2 separate regions of the Homo sapiens genome follow, and region 1 is linked to region 2. A link is a loop called in an ENCODE intact Hi-C map of the cell type or tissue named here. Cell type or tissue: PC-3. All regions are shown on one strand. Each heading gives the region's core, and the rest is flanking DNA. Links, peaks and the distances in the headings are about the cores only. Region 1 has its middle 47 kb from the start of TNFSF15. Region 2 has its middle 57 kb from the start of TEX48.

Region 1 (10,783 bases), core at 1,793-9,792, 110 kb before region 2:
GCCCAGCTGAATAAAAAAGCAAAGAAACAAATAAAAATATATGATCTCACTTTTGCCTTTAAGATTGGCAAAAAATAGATAAAGATTGGTGAGGCAGACAATGTCAATTGCCTACCCATCAGTGTCCTTCCTTGCCAACAAAGCCCTAAATTTGGTTATCCAGGCTTTTTCAGTTTGCTTTGTTTTTCTAGGTACCAGCCTAGCCCCAGCCCAGTAGGGAAGAATCTTGATTAGTCTGAACCAAAGTTGGTGATTCTATTCTGCTTATCAGTGATTGACTTGAGAAAGCGCATATGTTCCAATTCTGGCTAAGATATGTAAGAGAATGCCTCCATGGAGAAAGATGAAGAAAGTTTGAAGAACAGTTCTTAGGTTTTATAAGAAGAACTCTAGGTATTGCAATACCCACTTTATTTGACCCTAGATATTGATGCATGAGGGTGCAAGGCCTGGAGCTGCTGCAGCTCTATTGAGAACATGAGGATACCCAACTGCTGAAAATGACAGAAAAGAAAAGTAGAAAGAATCTGGTACTTTATATGATTCACTAGCTGAATTAACCTATTCTGGAATCTCCCTATCTTGGGATAACTTGTTATATAAGGATTTTTTAAAGTCTTATTATTTAAGCTACTTTTTTATTTGGGTTCTTAGTTCTTTTCTTATTATTTTAGGATCAGGGAGTATATGCATGGGTTTGTTACATGGGTAAACTGCATGTTGCTGAGGTTTGGTGTACAAATGATTTCATCACCCAGGTGGTGAACATAGTACCTGACAGGAGGTATCTCCCCTGAAGTACGTCCCAGTGTCTGTTGTTCCCTTCTTTATGTCCACGTATATTCAATGCTTAGCTCCCACTTATAAATGACAACATGCAGTATTTGGTTTTCTGGTTCCGTATTAATTTGCTTAGGATATTAGCCTTGAACTGCATCCATGTTGCTGCAAAAAACATGATTTTGTTTATTTTTATGGCTGCGTAGTATTACACAGTATGTATGTATTACATTTTCTTTGTCCAGTCTGCCACTGATAGGCATCTAGATTGAGTCCACATCTTTGTTATTGTGAAAAGTGCTGCAATGAACATATGGGTGCATATGTCTTTTTAGTAGAACTATTTATATTTCTTCGGGTATATACCCAGTAATGGGTTTGCTGTGTCAAATGGTAGTTTTGTTTTAAGTTCTTTGAGAAATCTCCAAACTGCTTCCCTGAACTAACTTACATTCCTACCAGCAGTGTATAAGTGTTCCCTTTTCTCCGCAACCTTGCCAGCACCTGCTATTTTTTGACTTTTTAATAATAGCCATTCTGACTGGTTTAAAGTGGTGTCTCATTGTGGTTTTGGTTTGCATTTCTCCAGTGATTAGTGATGTGGAGCATGTGGACTAGTTGTGAGAACAATTTCTATCTACACAGAACTACTCAATAAATATTTGTTGAATTAATGAATAAATTTAAATTGAAGAATGAATAGCTGAGGCCTAAGAGGACGACAATGCCTAGAAGGATTATAGACTTTGGGTTGGAAAGAATCTTGGGGATACTACAGAGTTGGAGGATATTCAAGTTTACCAAAGGAAACAATGAGAAAATGGAAACTTGAGCAGATTTTGGACTTCCCCGGACTGGTCTCCACAAACTCCCCACCCTACTTTCCTCCAAGTTAGTTGCTCCAGAGGTCCTAGTTTTTTGGCACCAGTTGAGCTACACAAAGTTGCAGAGTCATGATCTTTCCCCATGGGTCCCAAGATTGGCGACTTGCCTCAAAGACACTGAAGAGCAAATGGACCTCCACCCAAGAAAATTGAGCAGGTCCTCAAGAGAATCTCCTGCTTTGTTCTTCCCTGATTGTTGCAGCAGAATCAGGTGAGAGAAATCCAGCTGGGGGCATCTGGTGGAAGTGGCCCTGAGGGTTTCTTCTTTCGTTGTATAAGTTATTTGTTCAAACCGATTTGTTAAAACTTGTGGATTCCACTGGTGAGATCATGAGCACATTCATTTTCTCCTCCCAGAAGCAATTTTTTCTTGTGTCATCCTCAGCATTCTCTCCAGATGAAGCATCTTTTCTGTTTTTTTTACTGCATAATAACTCCTCTTGGATTCTGCAACTTGACATGAAATATTATCTGTCTTACTGCCAAATTTAAAATTCATGTGTTAGCTAACTACTGAGAAAAAAAAGGATCTTAACCTTGTGTCATAAGTCAATATAAATCCTATGAGATTAAAAAGTATGGGTTAAAAAATAAGCCACAAAAGCAGTAAGAAACATATAAATGAATATTCATAGCACCTTATAGTAGTGCTATAACTTCTAAATATGGCACTAAAGGTAGAAGCCACACAGGAAAAATAATGAATGGATTCAGCTATAAAAAAAAATTAAACTTCTGGAGTGAAAAACTGAAGACTAGGGGTCAGAAGTGAGGAGGTGATCAACTTGTCATTATGTGCCTTTTTGTACTGCTTTTGTGCCTATGGATTTCAAATCCATAGTTTTTAAAATTTGAAATTATTTTCAAATGAAATAATCATGTAAAAAATGTAAACTTCCATAGTCAAAACAATAAAGGACAAATAATAGAGTAAAAAGGAAAATGCAACATCTTTCATAGACATAGGTTACTACATTTAATATGTGAGGAGCTAATAAATATTAATAATGCCATGTAACCTTGTGTTCAGAAATGGTCTTGGCAGACAGACAAATCGAGTCAGCCCCAGTGCTCCTTCTTGCCAACTGTATGACTTGGGCCACGTTCTTTCCTTGCCTTCTTCCTTCTCTGCAAAATGAGGAAAATGCCCTCTATGGTATAAGAAAAATAACTGGTCTTTGTCTCATTTCCTGGCACAGAGATCCTTAGAATCCTGGGAATTTCCTTAGTGATGAAGGTGGTAGGAGCAGTTTCTGTTCTATAAGGTGACCCTTGGTGGGCTCCTAGATAGCTTCAGGATGGGGGATGTTCACCAGGGAGACCCATCCTTGATTAAAAGCTTGGAATTTTCAACCCAACCTCCAGGGAGGGGAGAGGAGCTGGAGATGGAATCAACTGCCAATGCGTAATGATTTAATCAATCATGCCTACATAATAAAAACCTCCATAAAAACTCCTAAACAGTGGGGTTCTGAGAGCTTCCGAATTGGTGAACACATCCACATTTCAGGGAAGTGGCACCCCGCAACTCACATGGGCAGAGGCTCCTGCCATCTGGACCCTTCCAGACCTCATTCTATAAAGGTTTGCCTGTTGATTTGTATCCTTTAAAATAAACCAGTAACAGGCTGGGCACGGTGGCTCATCCCTCTAATCCTAGCACTTTGGGAGGCCAAGGCAGGTGGATCGCTTGAGCTCAGGAGTTGGACACCAGCCTGGACAACATGGCAAAGCCCCATCTCTACAAAAAATTAGCTGGGCATAGTGGTATGCACCGATAGTCCCAGCTACCTGGGGAGCTGAAATGGGAGGATCACTTGATCCTCCTTGAGCCCAGGAGGTTGAGGCTGCAGTGAGCCATGATTACGTCACTGCACTCCAGCCTGGGTGACAAAGTGAGACCCTGTCTCAAAAAAAAAAAAAAAAAATTAAAATTAAATAAACCAGTAACAGTAAATAATGTGTTTTCTTAGGGGGAATAGAGAAGAAAGAAAAAAGCTACGATACACTATTACAAAAGTACAGGAGAGCAAAAAAAAAAAAAAGTTTAAAAATAATGAAGTGCTTTCCTGAGTTCTGTGAGTCATTCTAGCAGATAATCAAACCTGAGGAGAGGGGTCATGGGAACCCCAGTTTGTAGCCATTGGTCAGAAGTACAGATGACCCAGTACTTGCAACTGCCATCTAAAATGGAGGCAGTCTTATGGGACTGAGCCCTTAAACCTTAGAGTCTGACACTAACTTCAGGTAGTTAGTGTCAGAATTGAATAGAATTACAAGACTCCCAGGTGGTGTCAGAGAGTAGAAGTGGTGTTGGAAAAGATACCACATACATGGTGTCAGGAGGAAGTAAGACCTCCTACTTTTTCACACAGTTACTATAAGCATAAGATGACAGAATTTAGCAAACAGTGAGCCCCAGTATTAGTATTATCATTGCTACTAGAAAAAAAAATAACCCACCAATTGGAACATGAACGAAGATAATTAATAGGTAATTCACAAAAGAAGAAAAGCAAATGATCAAACAGCAAACAGGATGTTCAATGTCATCAATCATTAAAGAACTGCATCTTAAAATTAGATACCAGTTTCTACTCATCTAATAATTGCCAAATATTAAAAATAATGGCAATGCCAGGTGTCGACAAGGAGTCACTTCAATGGGAGTGTAAATGGTATAGTTTCCTTAATGGCAAGGAGGCCGCTTGTGTCAAAAGTCGTGAAAATTATATGTATGTCCTTTGACCTCACTATTTTATTTCTTCTCCAAAAAAGGAGAAGAAAAACATAAATTTGCACAAATATTAGCTGCAAAGATGCTCCTTATGGCATTACTCATAACAACAAAAAGAAAAAAATTGGAAGCCATCTAAAAACCCTATATCCAGGGAAATCATTAAATAAATTATGTCTTTAGTTGAATATCATGCAGCTATGAAAACAAAAACATTTAATGACAGGAAAGATTTTCATGATATAATAGGTGATTAAGGGGGGTTATAAAATAGTTTATACAGTATTTGAAATTGCATATGTTCATATTTGTTTGATGAAATGTAAGCATATATGTCAAAACATTCAGTGTAGGTTGTCTCTAGGTGCAAAACTACAGGAGACTGTACTTTGCTCCTTACTTATCTGTAAATTCTAAAGTATCTACAATAAACATTCATTACATTCATTACTTGTGACATGACTGTTTAAACAATAAACTTTTTAATGCAATTTTTATTACCCTATTATGAAGATTGAAAATCTATCAAGAAAATTTTCTCTAAAGTGTTCTAAGAAACTAAAAAAAAAAATTATTCTAGTGGGTCTTCTCAGCCTACTCTCAGTTATTTTATTCACTAATTCATTTATTTATTCTTCCAATCTCTACACAACCATAGTGACTGGATTACAGACACAAGTCCAGTGGGATTTCTGTCCCAGTGAGCTCCCAGGTTAATGCTAATCTGAGAACTCAGGACAATAGAGGAAGAATCGAAGAAAGTCATCTGCTGCGAGGGAAAAGGTGAACATATGGGGAAGATCACAGAGAAGAGGCCAGCCTGAGCCTATTACAAGGAGCAGCCAGTGTAGGAGTCAGCCTGGTGGAGAAGAGCAAGTAGCAGAGGGCAGTCCAGGCAGAGGGCCCAGCTTGGGCAAAAGCAAGAAGACATGAAAGTACAGGCACATGTTAATTGACATGGCCAGGACGTGGGGTGACTTTAAGGGAATAGCTAAAGAAAGCTGGTTTGGTCAAGATTTGGTTTGGCATTTTTCTTAATTTGTAAAAAGAAGTAAGGAAGCCATGCAGCATTCTTGCCACCCCATTCATGTTTGATGATAGGGTGACCCTGATAGTTCTTTTTGGTTTTTTTGTTTGTTTTGTTTTTTGTTTTTTGTTTTTGAGACAGAGTCTCACTCGTTGCCCAGGCTGGAGTGCAGTGGCACAATCTCGGCTCACTGCAAGCTCCGCCTCCTGGGTTCATGCCATTCTCCTGCCTCAGCCTCCCAAGTAGCTGGGACTACAGGCGTCTGCCACCACGCCCAGCTAATTTTTTGTATTTTTAGTAGAGACGGGGTTTCACCGCGTTAGCCAGGTTGGTCTCGACCTCCTGACCTGGTGATCTGCCTGCCTCGGTCTCCCAAAGTGCTGGGATTACAGGCGTGAGCCACCGCACCCAGCCTGATAGTTGTAAATATAGTAGACTGGCCCCTCTGCCCTGAGCTGATGGCCACAATGACTTTCAGAAAAGAGCCAAGGAACCCTAAGAGGTCTGAACTTCAGTAGAAACTGGATGGGCCAGTTGCCCCTGGGGGTTCCTTCTTTCTTGTAAAGGTTAAAGGCATAAAACTTTCTCTCTTGTTAAACATTGTACACACCCCAGTGTCAGCCACTCAGCTGAAAAGATAAATACCACAAATAGAATTTTTGGCAGAGCAGTACTGCGTTGAATGAAGAACTGTTGCACAACACTCCTTCCTTACCCTCCTTCCTTACACAACATACACATTTTTACTTTGAGTGGGGAGAAGGTCGGGGGGAGGGGGGAGATTAAAATTGGAACAAGAAATGAAAGCGGGCTGCAAGAAGAAATGTCTGAAATTTCTCAATCAAGAGGGAGAAGCATCTCCCAATAAGGACCAAACATCTGCAGAGCCTTCCCGTCTATTTCTTTTGAGGTTCATCCCTGTGGTCAGAACCCAAAGAATAACCTCCCTTGCCCTTCTGCATCTATCCTTTGACTGTCAATGATGTGCCAGGCACTGTGTCCAGCCAAGGATCTCTCCAGTAAGGACTCTGGGAAAATTCAGAGAAGAATTTCCAAAACCTCCAGCTGCAAACAGTGGTTAGGTTACTAACCAGCACATTAACAATTCAAAAGTGATGAGTGATAATCAAATCTACCCTTTACTCAGCTCTTACTATATACCAAGCACGGTGCTGGGTGGTCTACAAGTTTATCTCACTTAATCCTCAAAACAATGCATGCATCAAGGTCTATTATTATTGTCCCCACTTTAAGATTTAAAAAAACCTGAGGCTGGGAAATGTTAACCCCAGTTTATTCAAGGCTAGTGAGTGGCAGAGCTAGGATAGTTATCGCCTCCCCACCTCTGCTGCCTCCCCTCTCCTCCTCCATTCCAATCTGTTTTCTGGTCTGACTGAGCAATTTGTATTTTCCTGAAGGGACCAGGCATCCACTTCCTCTGCGCCTTTGTTCAAGATATGGTTCTCACTCAGAGAGCCCTGCCCTTCTTCCCCTTGATTAGCTGGCGGTCTCCACAATCTCTTACCCATCAGCTCAACTGTAACTTCCCCCAGGAAACCCTCCTAGACCTCGAAGGCTTCAGATCACATTACATTCAACACAGGGATCCCCTTGTCCTTCTCTGAATGTAACACAACCATGCTTATCTCTAGGCTTTTTGGACATGGTTCCCCTTCCACTTAAAATGGTCTTCATTCACATGTACACACATATATACATGCTTGTTCACATGCATGCACATAAACACCTCTTTCCTCTAATCCCACTCATCCTTCAGGTAGCATAGAAGTCAACAACTCTGAGAATCCTGGTCTGAACCATTCCCACAGCCCACCCCCTCAAGAGGGAGGTGCCTCTGCTCCTCAGCCCTGCAAGACACAATGCTTCCTGCGAATCATACTCTTCACACTGTTTTGTCATTGTTTCCACGTCACAATTAAACTTCTTCAGGGGAGCAAATGCCTCTTGCCTCAGAGCCAAGCACATAATAAGTACTCAGTAACTATTTTTTGAATAAATGAATACTTACCCTGCCTACTTCCTTCTTGTCTGTGCCACTCAAATGTGGAAATAATTATGTGTTCCAAAGTCTTGACTAGGCTTTGGTTGATATTTTCATTGTAACCAGAGATCCCATGCTTCTATGACAAGAAATGAAGAATCCTGGAAGAATAAAAACAAATCCTTGCCATAAGTGTTTTTGAGAACAAACCGCATTGGGGTACATAATATCATTTTTCCAAAGGTAAGAAGTAACTTGGGGTTGAGGAGGGGAAGCATTAGTTAAGAGGAGAAAAGATTTTACTGAAAGTCAAGGCTCTGGTAGTATATCCAAACATTATGAAAATGAGTCATTTATTTGTAAGGAACTATCACATTAGATACTTTCTTTTTTAAAAGTGACTTTTATTTATTTAATTTAAAAGGTCTATATTCAGATAGGTCATTCCTACCTCTATTCTTACCTACTCCATTCCTTTCCCAAAGCCTCATATTGGTAAAAACTTATATAACTTCCTGTAGCGTCTGTCCAGTGTTTCTTTAATGTAAATATAAGCATAAATTTATTTGTTGGTCCCCACCCAACCCTTTTTTTTTTATTTTCTCAACTTTTATTTTAGGTTCAGGGGCTACATGTACAGATGTATTATGGGTAAATTGTGTGCCACTGGGGTTTGGTATACAAATGATTTCATCACCCACGTAGTGCACATGGTACCCAATAGGTAGTGTCCCTCCTCAAGTAGGTCCCTGTGTCTATTGTTCCCTTCTTTTTTTTTTCTTTGTTTACAAAAGACTTTATTATCTAGTGGTACATACTGAGAACATACAGAAATCTGCATGGCCCACTTCACATGCAGTAGAACAATCTTCACTTTACAAGGAGTGTCAACTGTTTTATGCAATAGACAACACTTTAAAGTCACATTCTTAAAGAAAAGTTTCATTTACAAAAGAAATAAAAAGTAAAGCAGCAATTACTACTTTTAAAAAGCAGCTGCTTTGTTCAAGAGCAGAAGGTTTATGCCTGTATTGAAAGACAACATGATCACAGATGATGAAAACAATGAGCAAATTAAAACACTTTTACCATAAAGCAGTACACTTTCAAAATGACATACACATACTTAAAAATTTCATTACCCTGTCTGTCTAACCTTTAAATATGAGGACTTTCAGAATTAGGCCTCAACATTTGTAATTAGTAAATGAAAAGTATGCAGTGTTTCTATGTCACTAGGAACTGTATTTAACAAAATGTATATACAGTCTATAGCAAGTTGATTTTTTAAAAGTAAAGTTAATAAGAAACAGTACACTGAAGGCACTCTATCCATCAAGTGTGTTCTCTTCCAATTTTAAATGTGACGAATAGAACAGAAATTGTAACTATGCCACAGTTGCAATGCCAAAAAAGAAAAACAAGATCAATTATCACGCATGCTAGGAATTCTGCCACAAAACTAACATTCCTCATTTGTCAGTTGTTCCAATAAAATGACATCTTAAAACACCAGAGATGTTGATGGTTTAGCTTACCTTCAGTGTAGTGAATGCTGTACACAACCTGCTTTTTTTTTTAATTTTATTTTACTTCAAGTCTGGGATATATGTGCAGAACGTGCAGGTTTGTTACATAGGTATACATGTGCCATGGTGGTTTGCTGCACCTATCAACCTATCATCTAGGTTTTAAGCCCCACATGCATTAGGTATTTGTCCTAGTGCTCTCCCTCCCCTTGCCCCCTACCCTCCGATAGGCCCCGGTCTGTGATGTTCCCCTCCCTGTGTCCATGTGTTCTCATTGTTCAACTCCCACTTATGAGTGAGAACATGCAGTGTTTGGTTTTCTGTTCCTGTGTTATTTTGCTGAGAATGATGGCTTCCAGCTTCATCCATGTCCCTGCAAAGGACAAGAACTCATTCTTTTTAATGGCTGCATAGTATTCTATGGTGTATATGTGCCACATTTTCTGTAAGGAGACCATCCCTGCAGGCAGGCTCAAGAAGAAACAGACCCCTCTTGGCACTGACTACATCAACGGCATGCTGCTGTGGCCTGCACACACACACACGTAGGAAAACGGGAATATAAACAGCAATTATGCTGGCCATTTTATCTGAAGACCAAAATGAAGCCAAGTCTGCTAAAAACAAATCAACCACCTAATATTACTACTCATTTTATAACAGATGCTTTTGTCTTTAATGTGAACTGCAACCATATACATTAGCACTGTAATTTTGTGCAGTCTTGGCAATTTAAAACAGTTCTATGGTGAAATTTCACATAAGACACGAAACAGATTAACATTTCTAAAAGAAACTCAAATATATCATGCTTCCTCAAATTTGCTGGAGAAATATTTATAAGTTTACATTCATTAATAAAGTGCTGTGAAATTTCTTCAGTCTCTGTATTTACTCAAACCCTTAGAGTTTCTTCATCTTGCTTAAATTTTTTCCTGGATGAAGGCATGCTGCAGAGCCTGGTTGATGCTAATTCATTTAGCTAGGCCCAACATTAGAATCTGGTCCAACAAGTCCTTTAGCTAGTATACTTTTTTACACTGGTCTTCAGGAAGTGTCTGGCACCCAATCAAGTTGGCCAATAGGTCCTTAGTTGGATTAATTGTGCTCATAACAGTAACTATCTCCCTGTCTGTTACTTTATCAACTTCTATGTACATGAAGTTGAGATTTTGATCAAAATGCTGATCTTTGAATACACCTTTTGAATCATCTCATTTGGCATCTGTCCTTTGAGATTCATCACAAGCTTCAACATATGGTTATTGGTTTTGCCAGGAAATAAAATTTTTCCAGTATAGAGTTTAAGGTGCAACCTACTGACCACATATCTATACCATAGTCACAACATTTACCTATAATGATTTCAAGAGCATGATAAAATCTACTGACAAGATAAGGTGTAATGTCATTATCCGCAGCATGTGAAGCCAACCCAAAATTGCAAAGCTTTAAAATAGTTTTTGATGATTAACCAGGATATTGTCTGGCTTGTTGTCTGCATGTAGGATATCGCATCTTTTAAGGAGTTTCAATGCCAGGAAAAACTGCTGACTATGGGATCTTACAGCTTTAATACGAAAACCAATATCTTTATCATATTTCTTTAACATCTCTCATAAGTTCATACTGAGAGGCTCAAATATGAGACAGAGATGCTGTTTGTGATAGAAGCGCCTGAAGAGTGCAGACAATGAAGTTTGTCATCAGGATCAGCATCAAATTCTTTCAAGAGCTCTAGTTCTTTTAAACCAGTCTTTTGCATGAGCTCATTGTTTCTGATGACCTTTACAGCCACTTCTTGGTTGGCTCTTGCATTATCTC
Region 2 (10,783 bases), core at 1,168-9,167:
TATAGTCAATGATAACTTAATTGTACATTTTAAAATAACTAAAAGGGTATAATTGGATTGTTTGTAACACAAAGGATAAATGCTTCAGGGGATGGATACTCTATTCTCCAAGATGTGATTATTATGCATTGCATGCCTATATCAAAACATTTCATGTACCTCATAAATCTATATACCTAGTATGAACCCACAAAATTTAAAATTTAAAAAAGATAATTTTTATAGTGATTCATTCCATAAAAATATCTTAAAGGTTGTGTCATAGAGAGGGATTGGTTGGAGATGAAGTGCTATTTTAATTTAGTGATCTGAAATGACATCTCATTATCCTAGGCAAACTAACACAGAAGCAGAAAACCAAATGCCACATATTCTCACTTGTAAGTGGGAGCTAAACATTGGGTACACATGGATACAAAGATGGGAAAGATAGACAGTGGAGACCATAAGAGGGAGGAGGAATAAAGGGAAGCAAAGGCTGAGAAACTACCTCTCGGGTACTATGCTTATACCTGGGTGACAGGATCAATCTACCCCAAACCTGCCCATGTAACAATATACCCATGTAACAAACCTGCACATGTACCCCTGAAACTAAAATAAAAGTTGAAGGCCAGGAACGGTGGCTCACACCTGTAATCCCAGCACTTTGGGAAGCCAAGGCGGGCAGATCACTTGAGGCCAGGATTTAGAGACCAGCCATGGCCAACATGGTGAGACCCTATCTCTACCAAAAATACAAAAAAAAAAAAATTAGCCTGGCGTGGTGGTGCTCACCCGTAATCCCAGCTACTCTGGAGGCTGAGGCACAAGAATTGCTTGAACCTAGGAGACGTAAGTTGCAGTGAGCCAAGATTGCACCACTACACCCCAGCCTGGGCGATAGAGTGAGACTGTCTCAAAAATAAAATAAAATAATAATAATAATAAATAAAATAAAGGTTGAAGAAAAAAGAAAAAAAAAGAAATGGCCTCTCATGCTAAAAAGTAAGAAAATGCTCAAAAGACAAAATGATGGGATTATTTCCAAGGGACCCAGTAGCCAATTAAAAGATCATCCAATGGCCAAAGCTGGAACCATTTGAGCAACCAAATCAATAAGATAGTATTGGATTATGGCCCAAAGTATAAAATAAATATCCATGAGTCTGTGTTGATATAAACAAAAAAGAGTGACTAAGTTAACAAAAGGAGAAGAGACAAATCTGCTATACCAAAAAAAATACCAAATAGTTTATGCAGATACCATACCCTCCAGGAGCTGGAGTGCAGTGGCACAATCATAGCTCACCACAGCCTTGACTTGCCAGGCTCAAGCAATTCTACCTCAGCCCCACAAGCAGCTGGGACCACAGGCATGCACTGCCATGCCTGGCTAATTTTTTCAAAAATTTCTTGTAGAGACAGTGTCTCACTATGTTGCCCAGGCTGGTCTTGAACTTCTGAGCTCAAGCGATCCTCCCGCCTCAGCCTCCCAAAACGCTGGGATTTACAGGCATAAGCCACTGCTCCCCACCTAGTATTAATAATTGTAATGATAATCCAAAGAAATATTTTAATACTTTTAAAATCTTAAAGCCACATGAAGTTAAAATTTATATTTCTATATATATTGTTGTGGCGGAAAGGTATAAGGTGGTCAATTCAAAAAACTTTCAAACAGAAAAATATATACTATATTAGGAAAAAGTCTGTAGAAGAAGTAGAATGAGAAAAAAGAAAAATAGAGATTTGCCAACAGTTTGAGTTATGTTTTAGGTGGAGGATGGTGGCTATTACATCACAATGGTATTTACATTCCATTGGGTGTATTTTAAGAGATGATGCAACAGCTTTATTTTTTATGTCAATATTTACAATGGGCCAGAAGTTGTATTCTTCATATTCATGTACACCTGTGATTTTAAAAAAAAATCAGGAACAATTTAAAGAAGTACAAAATGGTAGATAATTTTTCAAAATTTTTTTTTTTTTTTTTTTTTTTTGAGACAGTCTTGCTCTGTCGCCCAGGCTGGAGTGCAGTGACCTGATATGGGCTCACTGCAACCTCTGCCTCCTGGGTTCAAGCAACTATCATGCCTCAGCCTCCATAGTAGCTGGGACTACAGGTGCATGCCACCATGCCTGGCTAATTTTTGTATCTTAAGTAGAGACAGGGTTTCACCATGTTGGCCAGGCTGGTCTCAAAGTCCTGACCCCGGCCCCCCAAAGTTCTGGGATTACAGTCATGAGCCACCATGACCAGACTCAAAATCCTTTTCAGGAACATGTGAGCAAGGTTTTTTGAAGACCATAGGCCTATCCAATGCCCATTCTCTCTCATTTCTTTCTGTTCCTTATGCCAAAGCTGTAGGCAATGTGTCCAGCTAAAGATCTACCTTTCCAAGTCTCTTTGCAGATACATATTATCAAGGTCTGGCCAATAAGCTGTGCACGTTGCCATTCCTCTCTTCCATATTGAATGTGAACACAATAGCTGTAGCTCTAGCAGACAGCTTGAACTTGCACGAAGAATAGCAATAGTGAAAACACAGAAGGAACCTGAGTTCTAAATAACTTTGTGACCCAAACTACCTACCTCCAGATTTTGTTTAGGTAGAAAAGGGCAAATCCATTTATGTTTAAGTTACTGTTATTTAGGATTTTCTGTTACACATGGCCAAATCTAATCCTGACCAATAGAGTGGCTGTAGCATACATTATATAATCAATCAGATGTTGAACATTTAGATTATTGCCAGATTTTGCTGTTTATTATACATCACACTGTGATCCTTATTTGATGTATCTTCATACACATTCAGAGTTATTTTTCCAGGAGATAATCTAAGAAGTAAATTCTGGGTCAAGAATGTTTTGATACATATTGCAAATTTTTTCCTTCACAAAAGCTAATTTATATTTATGTCAATAGTGTATGAGACGGTGGAATTCCACATTCTTTCATCGTCATTGGGCAGTCTTTTTTTTCTAAATATTTGCAAATCGATAAGGAAAAAAGGTTTGTTTGTATTTTTTGATAACTAATATAGTTAAACTTTTTTCTATTTATCTGCCATTGGATAAAATTGTCATTTTATCTTTATTGTTTAAAAAAAATTAAGAAAAAGAGCCAAAAGTGTTTTTTACTTTAAATTTTATTTTTTTATTTCATTTTTCCATAAGTTATTGGAGTACAGGTGGTATTTGGTTACAAGAGTAAGTTCTTTCATGGTGATTTGTGAGATTTTGGTGCACCCATCAGCCAGGCAGTACACACTGCACCCTATTTGTAGTCTTTTATCCCTCACCCCCTTCCCACTCTTCCCCCTAAGTCCTCAGAGTCCATTGTATCATTCTTATGCCTTTGTGTCCTCATAGCTTAGCTCCCACATATCAGTAAGAACATACGATGTTTGGTTTTCCATTCCTGAGTTACTTCACTTGGAATAATAGTCTCCAGTCTCATCCAGGTCACTGCAAATGCAGTGGCCTTTTTTCATTTCTTTTTATGACTGAGTAGTATTCCATCATCTATATATACCACAGTTTCTTTATCAACTTGTTGATTGATGGGCATTTGAGTTGGTTCCACGATTTTGCAATCATGAATTGTGCTGCTATAAACATGCATGTGCAAGTATCTTTTCCAAATAATGACTTCTTTTCCTCTGGGTCGATACCCAGTAGTGGGATTGCTGGATCAAATGGTAGTTCCACTTTTAGTTCTTCAAGGAATCTCCACAGTGTTTTCCATAGAGGCTGTACTAGCTTACATTCCCATCAGCAGTGCACAAGTGTCCCCTGATCACCGCATCCATGCCAACATCTACTGTTTTTTGCTTTTTTTATTATGGCCATTCTTGCAGGAGTAAGGTGGTATCGCATTGTGGTTTTGATTTGCATTTCTCTGATCATTAGTGATGTTGTGCATTTTTTCATATGTTCGTTGGCCATTTGTATATCTTGACAGTTGTCTATTCATGTCCTTAGCCCACTTTTTGATGGGATTGTCTGTTTTTTTCTTACTGATTTGAGTTTGTTGTAGATTCTGGATATTAGTCCTTTGTGAGATGCGCAGATTGTGAAGATTTTCTCCCATTCTGTGGGTTTTCTGTTTAGTCTGCTGACTGTTCCTTTTGCCTTGCAAAAGCTCTTTAGTTTAATTAGGTCCCAACTATTTATCTTTGTTTTTATTGCATTTGCTTGCAGGTTCTTGGTCACAAAATCCTTGCCTAAGCCAGTGTCTAGGAGGGTTTTTCCAATGTTATCTTCTAGAATTTTTATAGTTCCAGGTCTTAGGTTTAAATTCTTAATCCATCTTGAGTTGATTTTTGTATAAGATGAGGATCCAATTTCATTCTTCTACATGTGGCTAGCCAAGAGCGAAAAGTATTTTTGTTTCAGATTATTTGAAGGTTGGAGAACTACAAGTGAAGCTACCTCTAGGATCTCTGTTTATATAAAGCTTCATGGCAACAGAGAAGTTGTCTATCTTACACTGTGTCCATTTACTGGCAAGTAGTAGGCAACTCATTGAACATTTGTTGAATGCATGAAAGCCATTATCTTATTACAGTATATGACTTTGGGCAAGTAGTTTTCTAATCAGTTTCCCAGTTCATAAACTAACAAGATTGAATAAATCTATGTCATGGTCTCTTCCAAGTCCAACAATTTTTTATTCAAAGAGAGATCCAAGTAATGCCCACAAAGCATCATATGGGAAAGACTCCCTTCCTTTGCAGCTATTTCTACTGATCAGAAGAACCAGAGGCAAAAAATAATAATAGAAAATTAGAATTTAACATTCCTTTGTGCTCCTCTTCTTCCAAATTACTAGACAATAAAAGAGTTACAAAGGCAGTAAGAAACACAGAGAAAGTCCCTCCTCCCTTGAATTTGCCCTTTGGGGACTAGTGGTGGTTCCTAGTTTCAACCCAAAGTCCATATTCTCTTGTTCTGTTGGAGCCTAGATTTTGAAGTCAGAGAGAGGTGGGTTTCATTGAGCAAGTCATCAAACTCCCCAAGCCTGCATTCCTTATATATAAATTAGGGATAACCATACCCATCCCATAGGATTAAATAAGATACATGCCCAGCACAAAGCCCACTGTATAGGAGATGCTCAGTCAATATTAGTTTCCATGATGTGCCCAATTCCGAACATCTGAGGGGGCAAGCAAATGTAGCAGTGGGTTTTTTTCTAGAAAAGCCCCCACATTGGAATTAGTCATGGTTTCTGGCTACATAATTTCAGATTCTCACTCTCTGCCTCTCCTGGAGATTCTGAGAGTTTCCTAATACCCTTTCAAAAATTCCTTTGCTACTTAAATGAGCCAGAGTGGATTCCACTGTCTGCAACATAGAATCAAGACCATTATAGTTCCTATGGAAGTTCACATTTAACAGATCATTTAGTCCAAATCCCAGAAGAAGAGCTTCATTGGAAAGAAGTGTTTGTCTATCCATGCAGTGTAGCTCCTAGTCCTGACTCTAATACGGTTTCGTATTTTGCCTTAATCAACTCATGTGTAAATTGTCTTATTAGTTCAGCAGGAGCCCCTTAGAAACAGAGGCAGCCTCTTGAGATCCACTGGAAAAGGCCCAGAAGGACAAGTCACAGATGGAGAGGTAAGGTCTTGGGCCTACCACTGGAAACCCACCTAGTCCAAGGTAAGTCCTTTCAATTCCTTAAGTCTTGGTTCCCTGTGAAATAAGAAACTGGCATGTGGCCCAGGGAACTGACATGAAATCAAAGAGAAAATGGACGTGAAGAGCCCTGGTCAATCGCAGATCCAAGAAGCAACTTAAATAGTGTCCACTTCCATCTCTCTTCCCTAGAAGCAGGGATTGAGTCATGGCTTCCTCTTCTAAGGCACTTAACCCAGTGATTAGGTCTCTTGGACCGGGGCAGGACCAACACGTGGGGCATATCGCCCTCTGGTGGGCTTAAATGGAAAGGGTATGGTTTTCAAACGGGCTGCAAGGCTACAAAAACAGAACTCACAGAATCGTGGAATTTCAGAAGTGAAAGAGATCTTTGACACCATTTAGTCTAACATCCTCATTTACTGATGGGACAATGAAAGACCCAAGAGTGAGAGTGACTTGCCTAAGGTCACACCAAGGACAACTGTCAGAGCCAAGGCCAGACCTCAAACCCTCGACCCCCATCCAGGGCCAAGGTCCTTCTCTCTGCCATGAAACACCAAACCTTCATGTTTGTGGTTCATATCCCTACATCCCTGAGCCCTTGACCCAGCTCAGCCATGCTGTCAGCAGCAGCAGGTTAGCTGGATTCTGCCCAAGATTGGGTAATTTCCCCACCCAGTTATATTGTCAAAAAGTTATGTTATTCTCTTTAAAATGTACCATGTTAATGTTTTGCTTTTGGTACAAATAACCCAAGCTATAACTATGGCAACTTCTTGGAAACATGGAAAGAAAACACTTCTCAGCTGGGTGTGGTGGCTCACGCCTGTAATCCTAACACTTTGGGAGGCTGAGGTGGGTGGATGACGAAGTCAAGAGATCGAGACAATCCTGGTCAACATGGTGAAACCCCGTCTCTACTAAAAATACAAAACTTAGCTGGGTGTGGTGGTGGTGTGCCTGTAGTCCCAGCTACTTGGGAGGCTGAGGCAGAAGAATGGCTTGAACCTGGAAGGCGGAGGTTGCAGTGAGCTGAGATCACACCACTGCACTCCAGCCTGGGTGACAGAGTGAGTGAGACTCCGTCTCCATTTAAAAAAAAAAAAAAAAAAGAAAACACTAGTAAGCATAACTGGATAATTCTAAGAGAAAAGAACAACAGAATACCTGATTTCTACACAAGTTAGAGAAAGACCCTTTATTTTAAAGACCAATCTCTGCCACAGGTGTTTATCTATGAAGCTAGAACAGTTCAGAGGGCTTCAAAGCAAACCCTCCTCATGCCAACACAGCTGCCAGCCCACGCATGATTTCCATAAGAACCCACACTCAAGCAGTTCCAATTTGCCATTTTAATAAATGCCGAAAGAAGCGGTCATGTTGGGTCTTTGCAATGGAGAGGAAATGTCCTTTTTAATGGGATTTTTGGAAGTCTTTATTTTCTAAGTCCCTTTGGAAACTAAACACACATAAACACACACACACACACACACACACACACACGGAAAACTTCAACCAAAGTAGGATTCAAATAAGCCACCTGAGTTCTGTCCCCAGAAAGAGCAGGTGGGGGAAAAAGTGGTAAGTAGGTGAGGTGATGGATATGTTAATTAGTTTGATTTAATATTTTATGACATGTATATATATAACCATCACATTATACCTCTTAAACAGATACAATTATTATTCATCAATTGAAAAAAAGAAAAGAAAGGAAGGAAGGATAGAAAAGAAAGAAAGCAAAGAAGGAAGGAAGGAAGGAAGGTAGGGAGGGAGGGAGGGGAAGGGGGGAGGGAGAGGCAGAAGGGGAGGGGAGGGGAGGGAAAGGGAGGGGAGAGGAAGGAAGGGAGAGGAGGGGAGGGAAGGCAGAAAGGAAGGAAGGAAGAGAAAGAAAAAGCAAGAGAAACCTTGAGTGAGTCACTTGTCCTCCCACTCTCTGCATGGCCTAGCTTTCTCGTTGATAGTAGAGGGCCATCAGGTAGGCCCTGCTAGCTTTGCAGGGCTACTGAGAGAATCTAGTGCAGGAGTCCCCAGCCTCCAGGCAGTGGACTGGTACTGTCTGTGGCCTGTTAGGAACCAGGTCACACAGCAGGAGCTGGGCGAGCATTACCACCTGAGCTCCCCCTCCTGTCAGATCAGCAGCAGCATTAGAGCACAAACCTTACTATGAACTGCGCATGAGAGGGATCTAGGTTGTGTACTCTTTATGAGAATCTAATGCCTGATAATCTCAGGTGGAGCAGTTTCATCCCGAAACCATCCCCTCAACCTTGTCAGTGGAAAAAAATGTCTGCCACAAAACCGGTCCCTGGTGCCAAAAAGGTTGGGGACCACTGATCTAGTGGACTTTGTCCAAAGATCACAAAGCAACACAAATGTACAGATTTTTAATCACCCACAGTGGAATAACCTGGCCATTCCTCTCATTTCTTGACGAATCCCTGAAGCTTAGCCTGATTCACTGCTCTGTCTCTTTACTATTATCACTCAATACTAACAATAGCTGATAGCAGCATTATTTTATGAGGTTTGCATGAGTTGAATCAATCATCACAAAAACTCTATAAAGATGTCACTGTTAATCATTACCACTCCAAAGATGGAAAAACTTAGGCTCAGAGAGGTTAAGTAACTTATCCAAGATCGCACAACTCATAAGTGGAAGAGCCAGGGTTGAACTCAAGTCCACCCAACTTCAGAGTCTATGCTTTTAAACCCAACCCCACTCTGAAGATCATCAATTACATATGTGTATGCAGACCAACTTCCTTATCATCCTAGTTAAATTCCAGCAGGGACTAGGACTTCGGGTATCAAAAGTCAAAAATCACTCAAAAGGTTCTGTTTTGGGTTTGAGCCCTGGGTGGTATCCCCCCAGAGGCACATCTAAATTAAGTTTTCATAATCGTTCTAAACATTTTTGTGTCACTCTGCCTCCTTCTAGCAACATAGGCACAGATACTTAATCAGAGCCTGATGGGAAGTAATACCACATTGGAAGCACATTTGGCTTTTTCTCCTTCTGAAAGCAATATGATATTTTTAGAAAGAATAAAGGCTTGGGAGTAAGACAGACCTGGATTAGAGACCCAACTCTGCTGTCTCTTCTACCTGTGTGATCTTGAATGTTATTCATTCTGGGTCTCATTCCCCTAAACTTGAGAAATGTAGAGAATAACATCAGTATCATATTGTTGTCATGAGGATTAACTCAGCCTCAGCTAGAGTTTTTAGCACTGTGTCTGGGAAGCACATAGCAGGCATTTAAGAAATGACAGCAATTAGTAGACAACCAGCCTGCCAAATACAGAGGCTTCCTTTTCTCATGTGCCAACCCCAGTAGCAAGAGGTGAGAGCAGACACTGGGGGAGAAGGAGACAAACATCTGTGACCCACAGCATCCCGTAGCAAGACATGCATGGGTTTTGGACTGATTCCCAGCTCTGTTTTGTGACTTGGGCAAATTACTCAATTTCGCTGAGTCTCAATTTCCTTCCCCGTAAATGGAGGCAATATATCTTCATTACATACCTTCACATTGTTTACCACCTAGTCAAGAAATCAGGATATAGGCGTGAAAATAAAAGGAAGATTACAGCATCTCACATATGAGCTTTTAAAGATACTTCAACGAAAGCTACTGAGTTAAAGATTCTGAACTACCTTTATTTATCGTAAGAAATGAGATAAGCTACAGGAGCTGCTAATGATACAATAAAAGATCAGTTTCTGGAATGTCCTATGACTAGATTGTTTCAAACAAAACAATATTTATTTGCTTAATTTTACTCAAAAAGAGAATTACTTTCAAGCATATTTTACATTTGTACATATCCTTCAAACTTTTTAAATTATAAAAGCATTGTAGGTACATAACTAAGAGAAGCTATTGTAATATACAATAGGAGACATGCACAAGAATGTCAAAAACAATATTCTTGGCAAGGAACCCAACTATCTACCAACAGATAATAAATAAATTATGGTTTTGGTTTTGGTTTTGGTTTTCGAGACAGAGTCTCACTCTGTCGCCCAGGCAGGAGTGCAGTGGCACGATCTCAGCTTACTGCAACCTCCACCTCCCGGGTTCAAGCAATTCTCCTGTCTCAGCCTCCCAAATAGCTGAGACTACAGGTGCATACCACCACACCCAGCTAATTTTTGTATTTTTAGTAGAGACGGGGTTTCGCCATGTTGGCCAGGATGGTCCCAATCTCTTGACCTCATGATCCACCCCGCCCCCCTTGGCCTCCCAAAGTGCTGAGATTACAGATGTGAGCCACCGCACCTGGCCCTAAATTATGTATTTATGCAATGCAACGCTGTGCAGTGAAGACAATGAAATTATAGCTCCAAGCAGCATGGATAAATCCTAGAAGCATAATATTGAATGAAAAGAAGTAACTCTTGGAGTACTACATGTAAGTGTGATACCACTTTTAGAAAGTTAAAACACAAACGATCCTAAATTAGATCATGTTTAGGGGGTACATAGAGAAGTACTGAAGCCCTATTGTTAAAAAAAACAAAGAAGGCCAGGCGTGGTGGCTCACACCTGTAATCCCAGCACTTTGGGGGACCAAGGTGGGCGGATCACCTGAGGTCAGGAGTTTGAGACCAGCCTGGCCAACATGGCAAAACCCCGTCTCTACTAAAAATACAAAAATGAGCCGGGCGTGGTGGCACGCCTCTAGTCCCAGCTACTTGGGAGGCTGAGACAGGAGAATCACTTGAACCCAGCAGGTGGAGGTTGCAGTGAGCCAAGATCACGTCACTGCACTCCAGCCTGGACAACAAGAGCGAAACTGTCTCAAAAAAAAAAAAAAAAAAAAGAAAGAAATGATGTTTTTTAATTTCAGGGTAGTACTTACTGCTGAAAGACGGGTGAAGGAATGGGATTAGGAGCAGCACGTAGATCAATTCAATAGTATTAGAAAAGTTCCCTGTGCGCGGTAGGTTTATCCATTTAAATGTGATTCTTCATAATTTAAAGTAGTCCTAGGGGATACATTCCAAGAACCCCAGTGGATGCCCGAAACTACAGACAGTACCAAACCCTATATGTACTATGGTATGGCTTTTTCAAGACATACACCCCTAGGATGTTTAATTTATAAATTAGGCACAGTCAGAGATTAACAACTAATAA

The links. Peaks named below come from ENCODE experiments on the same cell type or tissue, not always from the same donor. Only the 100,000 strongest peaks of a DNase experiment are listed, where the experiment ranks them.
Region 1: a loop joins it to region 2, with 4 times the contacts of the local background. A loop is called at or near these places in 3 of 110 quality-filtered maps.

What each region holds. Positions count from the first base shown.
Region 1 is chr9:114,847,691-114,858,473 of GRCh38, reverse strand. It overlaps the pseudogene LOC645266. Among named protein-coding and RNA genes, the nearest start is that of TNFSF15, 47 kb to the right of the region's middle. In PC-3, for the core only: no CTCF peak of the experiment used is centred there; a DNase peak (open chromatin) is centred at 6,063; H3K27ac peaks cover 3,309 bases.
Region 2 is chr9:114,734,172-114,744,954 of GRCh38, reverse strand. No RefSeq gene overlaps it. Among named protein-coding and RNA genes, the nearest start is that of TEX48, 57 kb to the right of the region's middle. RefSeq lists an enhancer at 5,920-5,969. In PC-3, for the core only: a CTCF peak has its summit at 5,922 (motif pointing left); a DNase peak (open chromatin) is centred at 5,884; H3K27ac peaks cover 3,466 bases.